Regions from separate parts of the Homo sapiens genome. Here region 2 is linked to region 1. Evidence: chromatin loops called from intact Hi-C (ENCODE). Cell type or tissue: Panc1. All regions are shown on one strand. Links, peaks and the distances in the headings refer to the core of each region. The heading gives the core; the rest is flanking DNA.

Region 1 (8,345 bases), core at 289-8,288:
TAAAAGTGTCTGTGAATCAACAATTATATCAAAATAAAAAGTATAATTTAATACAGCATCTTAACATTTTCAACAAAACTAAGTGTCAAAGTATCCCCATAAACCTCAAATACAAATTGGTGAGGACAAACCACTAGTAGTTGCACGTTATTAATTTTTCCTGTTATGGATTATGCCTTTGGTGTCAAGTCTAAAAGCTTTTTGCTTAATCCTAGATCCTGAAGATTTTCTCCTGAGAGTTTTGTGACTTTATGTTTTACATATTAGACTTTGATCCATTTTTATTTCTTCCTTTGAAATCTGCACGCCTTTTTTTTTTCTCGCCCATTACATTATCTAGAACTTCCAACGCCATGTTGAATAAGCATGGCGAGAGTGGACATCATTGCTTTGTTCCCGATCTTTGGGGGAAAAATTTCAGTCTTTCACCGCTGTGTTAGCTGTAAGATTTTTTGCAGATGCTCTTTATCAAATTGAGGCAGTTCCTCTCTATTTGCATTTTCTGAGCATTTTATCATGAATGGCCATTGAATTACGTATTCTAATACCTCATATATGTACATCATTAACTTGGATTACGCTTCTTTAAATAGCTGCCTGTTCTACTGGTTGTCAAATGAGCTGTATCCTTTCTATTTAATGCCTACATGAAGTTTTTAAATATGGACTCTATGTCATATATTTAGTCCCTTTCAGGTTTCCAACATAAAGTGATACTATTTCAGCTACTTAAGCACTTATTTAGGATTTATGCCTCATGTAGTTTAGATTTATTATGAGTTTGCACTTACATTTGATTCCTTTTTATACTCCTAATGTCTTTTTTTCTTAAACAAGTGGCCTATATATTTGGACTCACAATATTTATACATCCTCTGTCACCAGGGGTACATGTCCTTATACCTTAAAGCACGTGCTTCTGGAGTCCTGTCGTGTTACATGTTTCCTCTAAAACAAACCCTCCATGTTATTTGAGAGCCAACCCCACTTTTCAAGTTATTTAGGCTGCTGTAACCTCCATTAATAAAGGATTCAAAAGTCATAATTGTGTGATTCTTTAGGAATTATCCAAAAAGGCAATCTGATTTATTTTCCAAATATCCTGGATCTGAAATAATCTATCAGAGTTTATTTCTATGCTTGGAAAGCTTCCTTGGATGTCAGCATTTGCGATTTTCTTACTTAGCTTATGTAGCTAAGTAAGAAATGAATTGCTTTTGTTGGTTTCTTAGTACATTCTGTCCATCAAGTACATTGAGTTGTTTAGAATTGTTTTGAGTCAACAGTGTAACAAGCATCCAAAATCTTGTATAGTCAATTTTGTTTGACTATTGTGCTAGAAGATCAATTTCTATTTCCTCTGTTGACAATATCCTGAGCATTTTGAAGTTACACAATTGCAGTGGTAATTTAGCGGAAGAGTGTTAACATTTTAACCTAAATAATTGATTTTGTATTAAACAAATTCTGATGTAGGAATGTATTTAGTATTAACTATATGGAATTCTCTATAAATCTCATAAACAGAGTAGTTGCTTTTTTGAAGGGGATTAAAAATTAAATATCAACATTTTCATTTTAGAAAATAAAAAATGTGGCTCACGCCTATAATCCCAGCACTTTGGGAGGCTGAGGTGAGCAGATCACGAGGTCAGGAGATCGAGACCATCCTGGCTAACACAGTGAAACCCTGTCTCTACTAAAAAATATGAAAAATTAGCTGGGCATGGTGGTAGGTGCCTGTAGTCCCAGCTACACGGGAGGCTGAGGCAGGAGAATGGTGTGAACCCAGGAGGTGGAGCCTGCAGTGAGCCAAGATCATGTCACTGCACTCCAGCCTGGGTGACAGAGCAAGACTCTGCCTAAAAAAAAAAAAAAAGAAAAGAAAAAGAAAAGAAAAAAATGTCTTTTTTCTTTTTAAAATTTTCCTATTTTAATATTTAAAATTATTTTATCTTTTTTTTAAAAAAGTTATACATGACATGGTTTAAAACATCAAATACAGATGGTTCCTGACTTATGATGGTTCCACTTAAGATTGTTCAGCTGTGATGGCGTGAAAGCAGTACACATTCTGGAAGAAATGTACTTCAAATTTGAAATGTCAGTCTTTCTCTGGGCTAGTGATATGTGGTATAACACTCTCACCTGACGCTGAGCAGCAGTAGTGAGCCACAGCTCCCAGTCAGCCACGCTAATGTAAGTGTTCTGAGCATGTTGAGGGTAGGCTGGGCTAAACTATGATGTTTGATAGGTTAGGGGTATTGAATGCATTTTCAACTTGCAGTTTATCAGGACACAAACCCACCTGAAGTCAAGGAGCATCTGTATTTCTACAGGGCTTGTTATGCAAAACAGCTGACCACACTGCCTCCCCATTCCTCTTTCCAGACAGAAATTCTAGTAGATAGTCCCATTTTACAAATGAGAAAGTGGAGGCTTAGGGAGGTTAATTAAGACACGCAAGTTCATATGGGTAGGAAGCGATGGAGCTATGATAAGAACTCAAATCCATATGGTCCCCAAGCCTGAGGTTTGAGCTATATTGCTTCGTGATTACAGGATATATTAGTTTCCTATTGGTGCTGTAACAAATTACCACAATTTAGTGTTTTAAAACAACAAAAATTTATTGTTGGACAGTTCTGGAAATTATAAGCCTAAAATGGGTCCTGTTAAATTAAATTAAATTTGGCTTAAAGCGGCCTCTGTACTTTGAATTCCTACGTAGTATACTGAAATCTAACTTAATGTGTAAGAAAATTGTACCCTAACTTAAGAGCATATTCTTGTAATAAATAGCTGAGTCTCAGGCAAACACAGCAGCCAAGCTTCAGGCAATCACAGGTTGCCAACTGATCAGACCATGATCAAATAAGGCAAATACTGAGCTGTAAACAAGCTGCTTCTGTATACCACTTCCTTTTTCTCTCTATAAATATTGCCTGCCCCTATTGCTCAGTGGAGCTCTCTGTACCTCTTCTGGTCCTGGATGCTGCCCAATTCATGAATTGTGCTTTGCTCAAATAAATCAAAATAAATTTCATTTGTTCAAAGTTTTTCTTTTAACACTTGTACAGGGCTAATCAAGGTGTTAGCTTGTCTGTGTTCCCCTTCTGAAGGCTTTAGCGGATAATCTGTTTTTTGCCTCTTCCAGCTTGCAGCGACCAGCTGCATTCCTCGGCTTGTAGCCCCCTTCCAGCAATCACTTTCCTCTGATTTTTGCTTCTAATATCACATCTCCTTCTATTCTCTTGCCTCTTTCTTTCACTTAGAAGGACCCATGTAATTATATCAGGACCACTTGGCTAATCCAGAATAATCTCCCCATCTCAAGATCCTTAATCTAATCACTAATGCAAAGTCCCTTTTGCCATGTAAGGTAACAGATTCACAGGTTTCATAGATTCAGATCTTTCAGGGGTGGCAGTTGGGGGCATTATTCCATCTACCACACAGAGTAAAGTTTCATCTGGATGACCCACAGGCCCTACAAATACAAAATGTCTAATATGGAATGTTCTCTTAAACTGTCCTTTCTTGATGACTGGAATTACTAACCACTTGGTCTCCCAAGCATCTTCTGCTCTCGCCTTCTCCTCTCTCCCATATACAATGGATGACGACACATCATGTTGCATCTGCTCCCTCACATGTCTCTGACCCTCTCTCTAGATCCCTGATCCTACTTTAATTCGAGCCCCATCATGTCTGGTCTGTGTTACTCTAACAGTTACCCACGCTGCTTTCTCTGCTTTCAATTTTATGCTCCTCTAACCCACTCTTCCCATCAGAGTAGTCTTTCTAAAACGTGAAGCTGCCCATGACCCTTCCCTTACTATCAGTCTGCATACTGGTCCTACTGACTGCAGATCAAAGACCCAAGTCCTTAGCCTGGTGTGTGAGGCATCCATCCCTAGCCCTCTGCTTCATCTGTCACCCACCCATTTTACCAATTCCGAAAGACTTTCACTTCCCTCGAAGCCTGTCCAAGTGTCCAAGCCGCTCATGCTTTGTTAGACTTGGAAGCCATTCTCCATATACCCTCGATCAGCTTGAATGTCATTTCCACTAGAAAATTTTCCTAATTGTTTGTGACTTCAATGTCCTAATTTTACACACATTTCTGCTGTGCCCCTTTGTTTGCTAATATGTCTCCTGGGTGGTAAGCAGGACTCCGTGTCTTATTAATATTTTCCGTCTCCAGAATTCAGCCACTGTCTGCCACACAAGTGCATAATGAGTTACTATACTAATATTATGCAGCCATGTCCCCTGTACAGCAGTTCCCTGGATCTCATGGCTTCTTTTTTGATTTGCCTTGTTTGTTACCAACTTCCATCAGTAAGACAATCTATCCAATCCTTGTCCCCTTTGCCACATCACATCCTCAGGGCAATAACAAAGTTGTTAAGTTTATGCACCTTCTCCACTTGGAGCAAGGCCTCACCATGTCAGGCCTCCGCCTGATTCTCCTCCCTGCCTGGGATGGCAGATTTTGCTCTAGTGGGTCTCCAGGCCGTGAGGTCTCCTGTCTTTTATGTTCTGATCCGGGTGGTGAGCTGCAGCTCACTACAAGTCCTTACTTGTCTCTGCTGGCCTTTAGAGACTTTGTACTCAATTTGGAGGAACTACTCTTGATGGATTGTAAGTGAGAGGATTTCCTGGTCTCCCTCTGGAGTCCGCCAGAAAACCACATTCTCTGCTTTTCAGCGTTGACTGCTCATGCTTACGTAATTTCTAAGAGTAAGAGCCTATGGACTGTCCTGGCAGCAAAGAATTCGCTCAGGATTTTGCCTGAAGCTGCACTTCCGGGGTCTCGCTTCATCAGAAGACTTCTTCATTTTCATCATCGGCCCAGCGATGCATGGGTACCTCTTAGGGTTTAGCCCCAGAATGTACTGGGGGAGGGGAGGGTAAAGTAGGTGGGGAAGGAGTCAGAGTCGTAGGTCACCTGTGGCTGGAGTTTTGCATCCCTAATAAACGGGAAATGAACTGAAGGAAGACTGGGTTTTCACGTCAACACGAAGGACACCATTACGATGCTAGACTAATCATCAAATAAAATTCCAGATGGAAAAAATTCAGAAACTTAATTTGGAATTTGAGCCCCGCTCTATTATGCAACGTTCCCAGCCATTGCTCCGCGGATGTAATGTGGACTTCCACCGCCAGATGGCGATCGAGACCGTAATTTAAGTTGGTTTTCTCAACTTCCTCTGGACTGAGTCCCCGTGAAAATCCCAAGTTTAACGAGGGGCTTTCCTCGCGTAACCTTCGCTTCTGCTTCCTCTCTCACATCACCTCAACCTGCGAGACTCTGAAAGGGATAATGAGGGTTGGGGGGAATATGGAAATTCAGGGAAGGGAGAGGGGGGTGGTGTGAAGCTTTCCAGACCAGCCACACAGAAATAGCGTACCAATAGTGGTTTAGAGCACAGACCCCCAGCCAGAATGAGTAATTTAAACAGCCCTACGATGTAATCGTTGTGTGCATATGCATCTCTATGCCTCTCTCTCTCTCTGTCTTTCTTTCATCTGAGACAGGGTCTCACTCCCTCTGTCCCACAGGCTGGAGTGCAGTGGTGCAATAATGGCTCGCTGCAGTCTTGACCTCCTGGGCTCCAGTGGTCTTCCCACCTCAGCCTCTGAAACCACAGGGTCTTGAACTTCTGGGCTCAAGTGATCTTCCTGCCTCGGCCTCCTAAAGTGCTGGGGTTACAGGTGTCGGCCACCATGCCTGTCTGCTATTTAAGTGCATAGAAGAATGCCTGGCACTCAGTTAGTGTTAAATATTTATAAAATAAATTAAAATTTTATAACACTACACACATGTTGTTGAGTATGTCATAAATAGAGACATATTTAATGAGATGTCAACATATATCACGTTAATGAATTAAGTAAGTTTGAGAATATTAGAGAAGAATGATAATAGATTAACGGAGGAGGCTGGGCGCAGTGGCCCACACGTGTATTCCAGCACTTTGGGAAGCCGAGGCAGGCAGATCACATGAGGTCAGGAGTTCGAGACCAGCCTGGCCAACATGGTGAAACTCCTTCTCTACTAAAAATACAAAAAAAAAATTAGCCGGGTGTGGTGGTGTGCGACTGTAATCCCTGCTAATGGGGAGGCGGAGGTTGCAGTGAGAGGAGATCGCACCACTGCACTGCAGCCTGGGCGACAAAGCAAGACTCCATCTCAAAACAAACAAACAAACAAACAAACAAACAAAAAACAGACGAAATAGGGTTTGAGTATGTAGTCTGCTCTCAACATGAGATAGTAAAGTCTTTGCTTCCCTTATATTCTGTTAATTAACTCATTTGATGCACATCGATGTATAAAGCCTTTAACTTCTATTTATTCTTTTCCTTGAAAAGCATGCGGAATGCCTTCTCAGGACTCTCCCATTTTTTATTTGTGAACACCCACTGGCATTCCCGGATACGAAGCTTGCAAGAAGGTGTGAACCGCCCTATACTCGTGAGCCCCTGGGGCTCTGTACTCTTTCCAGCCCACATTTGACCTCAGTCAATTTTTAAATGATTCCAGCTAAATTCTTCTTACCAGTGCCCAGCTGTACCTGCCTTAGGTAAGCAAGCACTCAGGCAACAACTTTCCTAGATTTCAAGCTAGTTGGAAGCTCAATCCCAGCTCTGTGATGGGTTGAAAAAAATTGCGACCTTGCAATTTGTGTGATTTCTTTCATGTTGCAAGGAAGCATCATTGTTTCCAGTTCTCTGCATCCCCAAGCAGAAACCAGAACTCTATATAAACGTTTTTAAATGGAGACATTGAGAAAAAGTACCCGAGAAACCAATGAGATACAGGAAGAATGCTTCCAGCACTAACATGAATGGGGCTTGGCCATACAGATAGAAGGGTTGGAAACTCTTACGCCTTGATTTAAACTCTCTATGCATATTCTGAGCACGCTGGGGAATGTACTACTACTAGGCTTGATTTGGATTCATGGCTACTACCTCCCACAAAATGATAGGTCTTCTGTTTTAGTACGTGAGATAATTCCTCAATCGATCTTATTGCTGCTATTTCTGTTAAGCATAAACAATGATTTGGGTCACAAATTTCAATGGGGTTTAAATTCCTTTGTGCATCCCAACAGGTAATCCTCTTACTCTGGGCTATGAACTTGCTACTGCCAAGATGGATGCCATGAAAAAAAGAGATCTCATCAAAATGGTCACAGAGAGATGGAGGGCCTCTGTGTAGATGGCAGGGTGGTGGTGGCCGTGTAACTAGCTGCCCGGTGAGGAGCAGCCCTTGGGGAGAGCCCAGGTAGGACCAGGAGAAGCAGAAATAGAGAAAAGTGAAAGATCGAGGTGGAAAGAACATGAGGGACAAGAGCTCTGCATGGCCACATCACCAGCAGTCTTGTTATTACAATGAGGATGAAGGGACTGAAAAGAGGGGAAGAGATGGAATTCATCAAACAACAGTGCTCATTCATACAAGGTAAGTATACATGTGGCCTTTTCTCTCTCTATCTGAAGATGTGGCTTACTGTAACAGGAACTATCATGGGCATTGGACGGCTGTCTCATGGTGATCCCATCCTCCTCTACATCCTAAACTTTTTTTTGAATGCATTTCTGTATTTTGACTTCCTCTCTCCCCAAAGTTCTTGTTAACTTCTGAGTATGACTTAGCTTCCTTATTCTTTGAAATATTTGAAACCCCTAACTTCCTCTCCTCTGTGGTGTAACTCACATGGCTTCTTGATACCAGGAGGCACTGTCTGCATACAACCTCATATTATGAGGATGAAATGCCCATGAATCCTACCAATCTGAGGAACAACGCATTTGTCTTCTCTGACAAAATACGGGTGCCACATATTCTGTAGGAAAAGGTGGTGTTGAGGTCAGAACTTCTCTGTTTCTCTGTCTCTCTCTCTCTGGTTCTGGAAATGTTGAGAATATGAGTGAAGGGAAAAAGATGGGCACCACGTGGAGGCAATTTCATGGTGGCATGAAACAATTTTGGGGGCATGAATGCCATGGGCAGAACATCAGGGCCCCAAAAGGGAAATACACAGTACTTTCTTTGGACTTCAGTGCTCTCTTTTATAGTAATGGAAACCACAAGCGCAGAGGAAGGGGAGCTGATTCTATAAAAAGAAGTTTATTTCCTACTTTAAAAGATGATTTTTTGACTATCTTCCCACAATAGAGCCAGAGGATCACAGGGGAAAGCTACGATCCTCAATTATAGAAAATGATGTTGGGTGCATCTAGCATCACAGAAGCTTTAGAGGACACAGTCATCTCAGGTACCTACAGATAAGGAAGAAGTACCAATGAGAGTACCTACTCGTATT
Region 2 (8,345 bases), core at 86-8,085, 370 kb after region 1:
GGTCACAGAAGCTGGTCTGCTGGAATAGATCCCTATCAGAATAAAAACTGTGAACTGTTGATATCAACAAATGCACTAGGACGTTAACAAATGTGCTAGGGCAGTGGGTTAATGGGCCTTCCTAGCATGTCCTGTGTTAATAGAGGCCTCCACGATGACTGGACTCATCTTTAACCTGGGAGGATGGCAGTTTGAGTTTGATTCATTCTCTCTTCACCTCTACCTGAAACCTGATGCTTTAAAGACCAGAGTTATCTTTATACAGACCTCCTGGGGTGTGAAATTACCCCTCTTTACTTGACTAGTCTTTGTAAATTACAAAATGCATGCAGGTAGGGGTGTGTGTGTGTACGTGTGCACACTTAGAAACTTTGAATCCACATCTCAGAATATTTTCCTGCCGGCCAACTACAAGTTTCATTGCTTTAACTTGAGAACCTGTAGTCAGATTGTTCTATAATTCTCTGTGTTCTTGTCTGTTCTAAATGGCACAAGCTAAGTCTTATAATTGAGAGACTCTGAAGGAAAAGATTAGCTTGACCAATCACCAAAGAAGTCTAAGGGTAGTTGTCTCTAATAGCTGCCCCCATACAGCCAGTCCATGGCTTGATTCACTCACTCAACATCTCCTGTTCCTTAGAAATTCTGGCAATTTGTTTTCAGAGTTCCTTCCATCTCTATCATATTGGCCACTCCGAAGTCAGCACAGAGAATTAGGATATAGGACATTCTGTTGCTCTCATCTTCTCATCTTTGTTCTCATCTTCTGAAAAAACGCATGTCCTCACCTGTGAATCCTTTCTTAGCTATTCTTCCAGGAATAGGGAATGATTTTACTCAATCATCCATGTAAAACAGAGACCAGAAACTTCATTTAGACATTATGTTCTGTTGCATGAGTAAACTATGGAATCTCATCAAGGTCAGAATGATTTTATAGAATTCAGATGTGTTTGTATGCATACGTGTTGTGTGTGTGTGTGTCTGTGTGTTGAAGGAGGAGAATTAGGAAAGTATCAATTTCAATCAATCTAATTCATATAATTTTTTAATTTACTCAATTGTTTAAATACTATTTGATCCTATTCTTTATTTAAGGTACTTTCTTTTGTTTATTTTTTTAAAACATCTGAAGCATACAAATGTAATTGCTAGGTTGGATAAGCACTAAATGGAATCTTTAATCAAACAAAAACTCATTGTGCCTGCTCTTGCCTCTTTAGAGAATTTCATTAGAGATGCTATTCCCCTGCGCTTGGGTAGGAATTATAGCATACTTCATGAATTATTTTCTTGATTCTAATTAATATGCTATTCTACAATTCCCTTAAATTGCACAAGTATATCTTAGTTCAGCAATTAGATTGTTTGGTACTATATAATAATTGAAAGTCCCAACTTGATTTAATATAAATCTCTTTCTATCCCTGTGTAAATTGTTGAAGGCAGGAATGAGTGTGGTTCTCCTTCCTTCTTACGTTCTACTGGCACTTTGAGGCCATAGCTCATCTAGGGTAGGTTCAGGGAAGGGGAGGAAGAGAAAAAGACCAGAAACGTCTTACTGGAAATGAAATATTTGTGTTCTCTGAGCCTGGATGATGTTCCAAGTAAAGCTTTTCTCTTGTGCAAGGTTTGGTAGGCTCTTCAGATTCCTTCATGGCCCGTGTCTGGTGTGTAGGGGACACTAAAACATTCTTTGTGTCCACAAACTCTGGGAGTGTGACCATTCCCAATGCATCACAGTTTCCAAGATCCAATACCAACTAGTCCATATACCCTGCCCTTTAGGATTCTGATGGAAGCAGAAGCCAATCCTATCATCTTCAACCACCCAACTTCATATCAAGTAGAGGAAACTCTTGGTCCCCCTAGAAAACAATTTCACTAAATTCCAGGCAAGTAAGTTGGTCCCTTTCCCACATACGCTGGGAGTAGATGATAGAATTCATAGTAAAGAGCAGATCTATTCAAGGATATCACAAATCTGCTTCATCCTATACTCTCTGACCACCCTTTGGTCAGTAGAGAGACAATAACAGAAACTTGTTTGTCCCATCATTCCTTATTTACTTATTTATTTTATTCTACTTTAAGTTCTGGGATACATGTGCAGAACATGCAGGTTTGTTACATAGGTATACATGTGCCGTGGTGGTTTTCTGCTCCCATCAACCCGTCATCTAGGTTTTAAGCTCCTCAAGCACTAGGTATTTGTCCTAATGCTCTCCTCCCCTTGCCCCCCACCCCCCCAACAGGCCCCTGTGTCCATGTGTTCTCATTGTTCAACTCCCACTTATGAGTGAGAAAATTCAGTGTTTGGTTTTCTGTTCCTGTGTTATTTTGCTGAGAATGATGGTTTCCAGCTTCATCCATGTCCCTGCAAAGGACATGAACTCATTCTTTTTCATGGCTGCATAGTATTCCATGGTGTATATGTGGCACATTTGCTTTATCCACTCTATCTTTGATGTGTTTTCCCCATCATTTCTTTATGAATTCTGCAAAAGAGGTGAACAACAGTGTCGCATGTCCATAAACAGATATCTGTGTTAATGGCCTCTTAGCTGATACTGAGGAAAGACCACAAACATTGAAAACAAAACAACAAACATATGAAAAAGTATAAATCATGGTCATTGTCTGTTACTGGTCACATAGACATAATTATAACACGGTTTAGGAAATGGAGGCAGAACTGGCCATTTCAGCTGTGTTTCCTAGTCCAGTTTTCTTACAAGGTAATGGAGAAGAGTGTGCATATAACATGTTTTTTGTTAGATTAAGCATCACTCTGTTAAGGAATAAACTTGAGTTACTTTCAATCACTTTTAAGGATGCTGCTCTTTTTCCCAAAGTAAAATTGATATTTGAGGCCTCAGTAAGTTCCATGTTATGTCCAATTATTTAGCATTACAGTGTCTGTCTGCTTCCAAGTGACTAAAGACTTTTACTCTTGGCCATGTGCCACATAACTGAAGATTATTCTTTCAGGTGAAAGTGGCAGGATTTCTATAAGACCCTTAAGAGGCTTTTCCTTTAGTTAGAAGGGAATTTAGGGACTGGAGTTCTGAGAACTGGCCATGTCCAGACAATAGTGCCCCCAAACGACAGTCATTTCTGCCACCTTTTCTCTGGACATATGCAGCATTGTTTGGAAATCTTTTTTCATTAAGCATGATCTGTGCTCATTTCTGAAGATCATAAGAATGTCTATGTAGCAGTCTTTTTCTACTCTTAATTCTTTTCTAAAAGGTATAATTGAGAGTAAGAAACAAAAAACTAGAAGATGGTTTATTTAAGGTACATGGTTAGCAATCATAGTAAAGGAGCTGAGTTCTAAACATGTAAAACACTTACTGTAGTGAAGTTAGGAAGACAAGGAGTGTGAAGATGAGAAGTTAGAAGTGTGGAGAAGGAATCACTAGAGCCTCCTGATAAGAAAGATGGTAGAAAATGATTTTTTAAAGTACTTAAGTAGGTAAGATTTCAAATCCAAATGTCGTGAATGAGTGAAGGAAATTTTCACAAAAAAATAGAAGTCATGAGAAGAAGGTGGCTCTTGTTCACACTAAGTATAGCATGGGTCAAGCACAGAATGTAAGAGGGGAATTAGTTCTCACAATAAAATAGAAGAGAATATAAGTGGCTAAATGGCATCTAAAAAATAAACCATTCCAAGACTTAAGCTAATACAGATGGTCTCTGACTTATAATTTGGCTTATGATTGTTCAACTTTATGATGGGTTTATTGGTGTATTAAATGCATTTTCAGCTTAAGATATTTTCAAGTTATAATGGGTTTATTGGGACATAACCCTATTGTTAAGTTGGAGAGCATCTGTACACGAGCAGTGGTCCATGCTGCAAAATGTTTTTTAAAAACCAATAGTGAGGATAGAGAATAAACTATTTTAGGTTTCTGAGATTACTTAGGAACTTTGAACCTTTAAGGTAGAAAGAAAGGTGAGAAATATGCCAGAAGACTGTTACTGCTTTCACTGAAATTCTTTTTTGGGGTCCAGTTTCTTTTTACCAATTGAAAATACTACTGCTATGACTATGACACTAAAGCTTACTTATATTTATTAGATAATAGTTGTATTTCCATTTTACCTGAGAAAACTGGGTTTAAAGAAATCTAGTCTTTTGGTCAAGGGCTTACTTAGAAAGTGGCAACTGTGATTTTCTAAATCAAGTCTCTATCTCTGTAGCCAATAATATGTGGAGTCCAAGAACCAGTCCACTCAAAACACTAAAACCACTCATACCACAAACATGTCCTTGGGTAGGGATGACGGTTGGTTTTTTCTTGTATACTATGTTTATATGTGACTATTTCAAAAGTTCTCAGGACACATATTTTTCCCTTGATTTTCTAATTTATAGTATAACTGGGACTAGGTTTCCCTCTTGTGGTCAACAGTGTTTAATTCTTCATAAGTGTTTTTGACATTGAGTATTCAGACACCTTATGAAAGATCAAGGATTTCTTAAGTCAGGATGCTTCAACTAATTTTTTTCTTATGTGCATACTCAAAGTGTGTTTGATTTAATTAGGTCACTTAAATGGTTTGTAATTTTATTTATAAAATTACTTATAAAATATTTAAAACTTATAAAAATATTTAAAGTCTTTTTATAAGTATTACCATGCCTTTTTTGAATAAGCACACAAAATATAGGATGTACTTCTTTTAAATAATTTGAAGGTTGAAATAATGTCTTAAAACGGACAAAATTAACTGTATTTCATTTTGAATCTTGTGGATAAATGCTTTATAACACCCTTTCTACTTCTCCATGATGTATTTAATCTTAGGCTAATTTTCTAGCTGTTTTCTGGAAACCTGATGGAGGAAGAATGTCAGCTGGATTTTTAGACAACATTGCTTATGGCACAAATGGCTTCTGGTTGGCATTTTGTATCTTTACTGGGAAGAATATTTCATGAACCGTAACAAATGACGGGGACCCATAGTTTGGGTATTTCCAAATGCAGTGACCCTTGTAACTGAGCATGCCCTTTACAGGGACTCTGGAAGCTGTGCCCATGGGTTTGTTATAAGAGGTACTAGCTCGTAGATGACATGAGGATTCTAAGCTAGGGTGGACACAACTTCCACAGGTGTAAATTCAGCTCCTTGTACCTGAGTTGTCACTTGGGGGATGGGGGCAGAGGATGAAACTAGCACCTGGAATAAATTATAGACTGTTTCAAGAACTTCTCCCACTGAAGAAAAAGACCTGATTCAGCACTTTGGCATACTTTGACTCCTGTCTAATATCCTTCTAAGTGAATCTGAGAGCCAGGTGTGGCCTATGGTAAAAACTTGAATATGAGTATTTAGTTAAACCTGAGAATACTCCCTGCCCCCGGGTATTGATACATCGGCAATTTTCATTTTATGTCTTTTTTTATGTGTATATGTCATATGGTATATGTGTATACATAGGAGATACACACACACACACGCACATTTCCCATATTTTGGGAAAAAATTTGCATATTTTTATGGCTTTAACATAATTAATAGTTTTAGTCTTGTTTTATTTTTGTTACCAAATTAACTTAACTCTAAGGATACATTATATGTTTATTTAAGGATCTAAGGATAGAGGTATAATATTTTAATATATGACAAAAACATATTTTAAAAAATATGGTGAGAGATTTCTGGTTCTAAGACAAGATGAAGTAGGTACAATTCTTCCTATTCCTCCTGCTAAGTACAGCTACAGACAGACATAAAAAGCCCTTGAATGATGGAGAGGAGAAGCAGGTTGGCCTCAGACCATGGGATTGGGGAATGACAGAGTGGTGAGTTTCATAGGTCTTCTTTCTGCCTAATATATCCAGGAATGAGTGCTGGAGAAACTGGAAAACAGGAAACATCAGTAGTCACAGACAAAAATATCCTAAGGAAAGCATGTTTCTCTATCCAAGGGAACAAGAAAGAGCAGCCTACCAGGCAGATAACTGACAGTAACCGCACTACTCCAGTCAAATACAGAAAAATCAGGGGCTTCCATCCCGCCTCAGTCAGCAAACACTGAGTGAGGAGCTTTGTCTTATCCCATTGCCTGGCGATAATGAGACACTACCTAGACCCATCAGGCTTATGTCAGAGGAAGCCAACTGGGGACCTAGGACTTTTGCCCCTGCCTATCAGTAATCAGCCACCTCCACACTGTGGTGTTAGTGAAGCCCATGTGAAGAGCCTGGACTTCCACCTGCCCTGTTGCAAGGAAGCACTCCTCACCCACTTTGCCAAGGTGTTGTCAGAGGAGGCCAAGTAGAAAGCTGGGACTTTCACCACTGTCCAGGTGTAAGGAGGCACTTCTCCCTTCCTGGTGTCAGTAGAGGCCATGTGGGAGCGCTGATGAGACCCTCTCCCTCCCAGTCAGGATTCTGTAAGTGGAGGCCTAGTGGGGAGCCTGAGTTTCTATACCCAGCCTGCAGCCACAAGGCACCCCTGCCAGAGAGCCTTCAGTTCTAAGTTCACCAGGAATTGAACCTGTCAGCATCTTGATCTTGGACTTCCCAGCCTCCAGGACTGTGAGAAACACAGAGGGTCCTCCTACAGCATTGTTTTGTTCAACGTTTTGTTACAATGTTGGTGAGAAAATAAATAGGTTCCTGGCCAGGGCCACTGTCCATGAGGAGTTTGTGTGTTCTCCCCACGTCCGCATGGGTTTTCTTTGTGTATTTGAGTTTTATCCCACATCCCAAAGACATGCATGTTAGGTTAATTGGTGAGTCTAAATTGTCCCAGCAGAGTGACTTTGTGTGTATGTGTGTGTGTGTCTGCATCCCACAATGGATGGGATGGCATCCTATACAAGGTTGGTTCCTCTCTTGTCCTTGAGCTGCCGGGATAGGCTCCAGTCATCCATGACCTTGAACTGGAATAAGCAGGTTGGAAAATGAATAAGCGAATGAATAGAAATGTTTCTAAAATAAAAATTTGTAAAGTACATGATATTCATACAACTGTACAATAGTAAACAATGGGGTACAAAAGTACTCAGTGAGTTCAACGTATTTGTTCTTCTTTGTGTTTGAGCTGTGTGGTGGCAGGAGGTGCTCCTTACCATTTTCATTTTACAAACATTTGTTCCTTAATGTAACCCACCACCACTGTGACCACCATCACTCACTAATTCACCAAAAACTGGATAATTAATTATCTTACTTGTTATTATAAACCTACCTTAAATGTATATATAGTTCCCATTTATTTTAATGTTTAATATTAGAAGTGTTCTGAGTCTTTATTTAGGAGTTTGGTGATGTGTTTGTGACCAGAAATAAGCCACAGGAACTTAAATCTTGTTCGCATCAATTAGCCCAGGGGTTCCCAACCCCTGGGCCACAGACCACTAATGGCCTGCTGTCAGATCGGCAGAGGCATTGGATTCTCACAGGAGTGCAAACCTTTGTGAACTGTATTGTGGACTGCCCATGCGAGGGATCTAGGTTGTGCCATCCCACTCCCTGCCACCGCTAGTCCCCAACCCCCATCCATGGCAAAATTTTCTTCCACAAAACCAGTCCCTGGTGCCAAAAATGTTGGGGATCGCTGAATTAGCCTATGGTCAAATTAGTTTTATTATATGTCATTTTGCTTAAAGTCACAGCTTCTAAGAACCTATTGATGATGTTAAGTGAGGACTTTCAGTAAATGTCTGTTGTTTAATCTACTCCATCTGAGTGTCAATGGAGCCAAGTAGAGGACATGGAATTTCACATCATCTGGCAGTTTTGGGGTGAGAGTTACATATTTAAGTCAGTAGATTTTAAGTAAAGTACATTGCCCTCCATAACTGGGTTCCCCTCATTTAATCAGTTGAATGCCTGATTAGCATAAGAGGGAACTCTCCAACAGATTGTCTCAGACTCCATCTGCAATCCTGGCTCTTCCTGGTTCCACAGCAGACTACCTTTGGGCTCAAACTGCAACTCTGTCCCAGTCTCCTCCACTGCTGGCCTCTTCCATCAGAATTTGGACTCAGTAAGCTTCCACAATCATGTGAGCAAATTCTTTAAAAGAAGTATCTTTCTATATATACATATCCTGTTAGTACAACTGCTCTGGAGCACCTAATACAGATCCCAAGGGCATTATTCTGAGTACAAAATGCCAGTCTCGGAAGGTCACATATAGTATAATTCCATTTATATAACATTTTCTAAATGATAAAATTATACAGATGAAAATCAAATTAGTGGTTGGCACAGTGTAGGGATGGTGGGGGGTGGGGGAATGGTGTGACTCTTAAGGAGGGCGAGTGGCATGAGGAAGATCTTTGTGGTGATGGAATATAGTTCTGTATTTTGATCACA

The links. A loop is a pair of places that touch in the nucleus more often than their neighbours do. Peaks named below come from ENCODE experiments on the same cell type or tissue, not always from the same donor. Only the 100,000 strongest peaks of a DNase experiment are listed, where the experiment ranks them.
Region 2: a loop joins it to region 1, with 4 times the contacts of the local background. A loop is called at or near these places in 38 of 110 quality-filtered maps.

The regions. Positions count from the first base shown.
Region 1 is chr6:32,794,014-32,802,358 of GRCh38, reverse strand. No RefSeq gene overlaps it. Among named protein-coding and RNA genes, the nearest start is that of HLA-DOB, 19 kb to the left of the region's middle. RefSeq lists a cis regulatory region at 7,608 and an enhancer at 7,536-7,680. In Panc1, for the core only: CTCF peaks have their summits at 4,946 and 5,146 (motif pointing right); a DNase peak (open chromatin) is centred at 5,168; H3K4me3 peaks cover 780 bases; H3K27me3 peaks cover 2,768 bases.
Region 2 is chr6:32,428,245-32,436,589 of GRCh38, reverse strand. No RefSeq gene overlaps it. Among named protein-coding and RNA genes, the nearest start is that of HLA-DRA, 7.5 kb to the left of the region's middle. In Panc1, for the core only: a CTCF peak has its summit at 4,263; no DNase peak of the experiment used is centred there; H3K27me3 peaks cover 1,859 bases.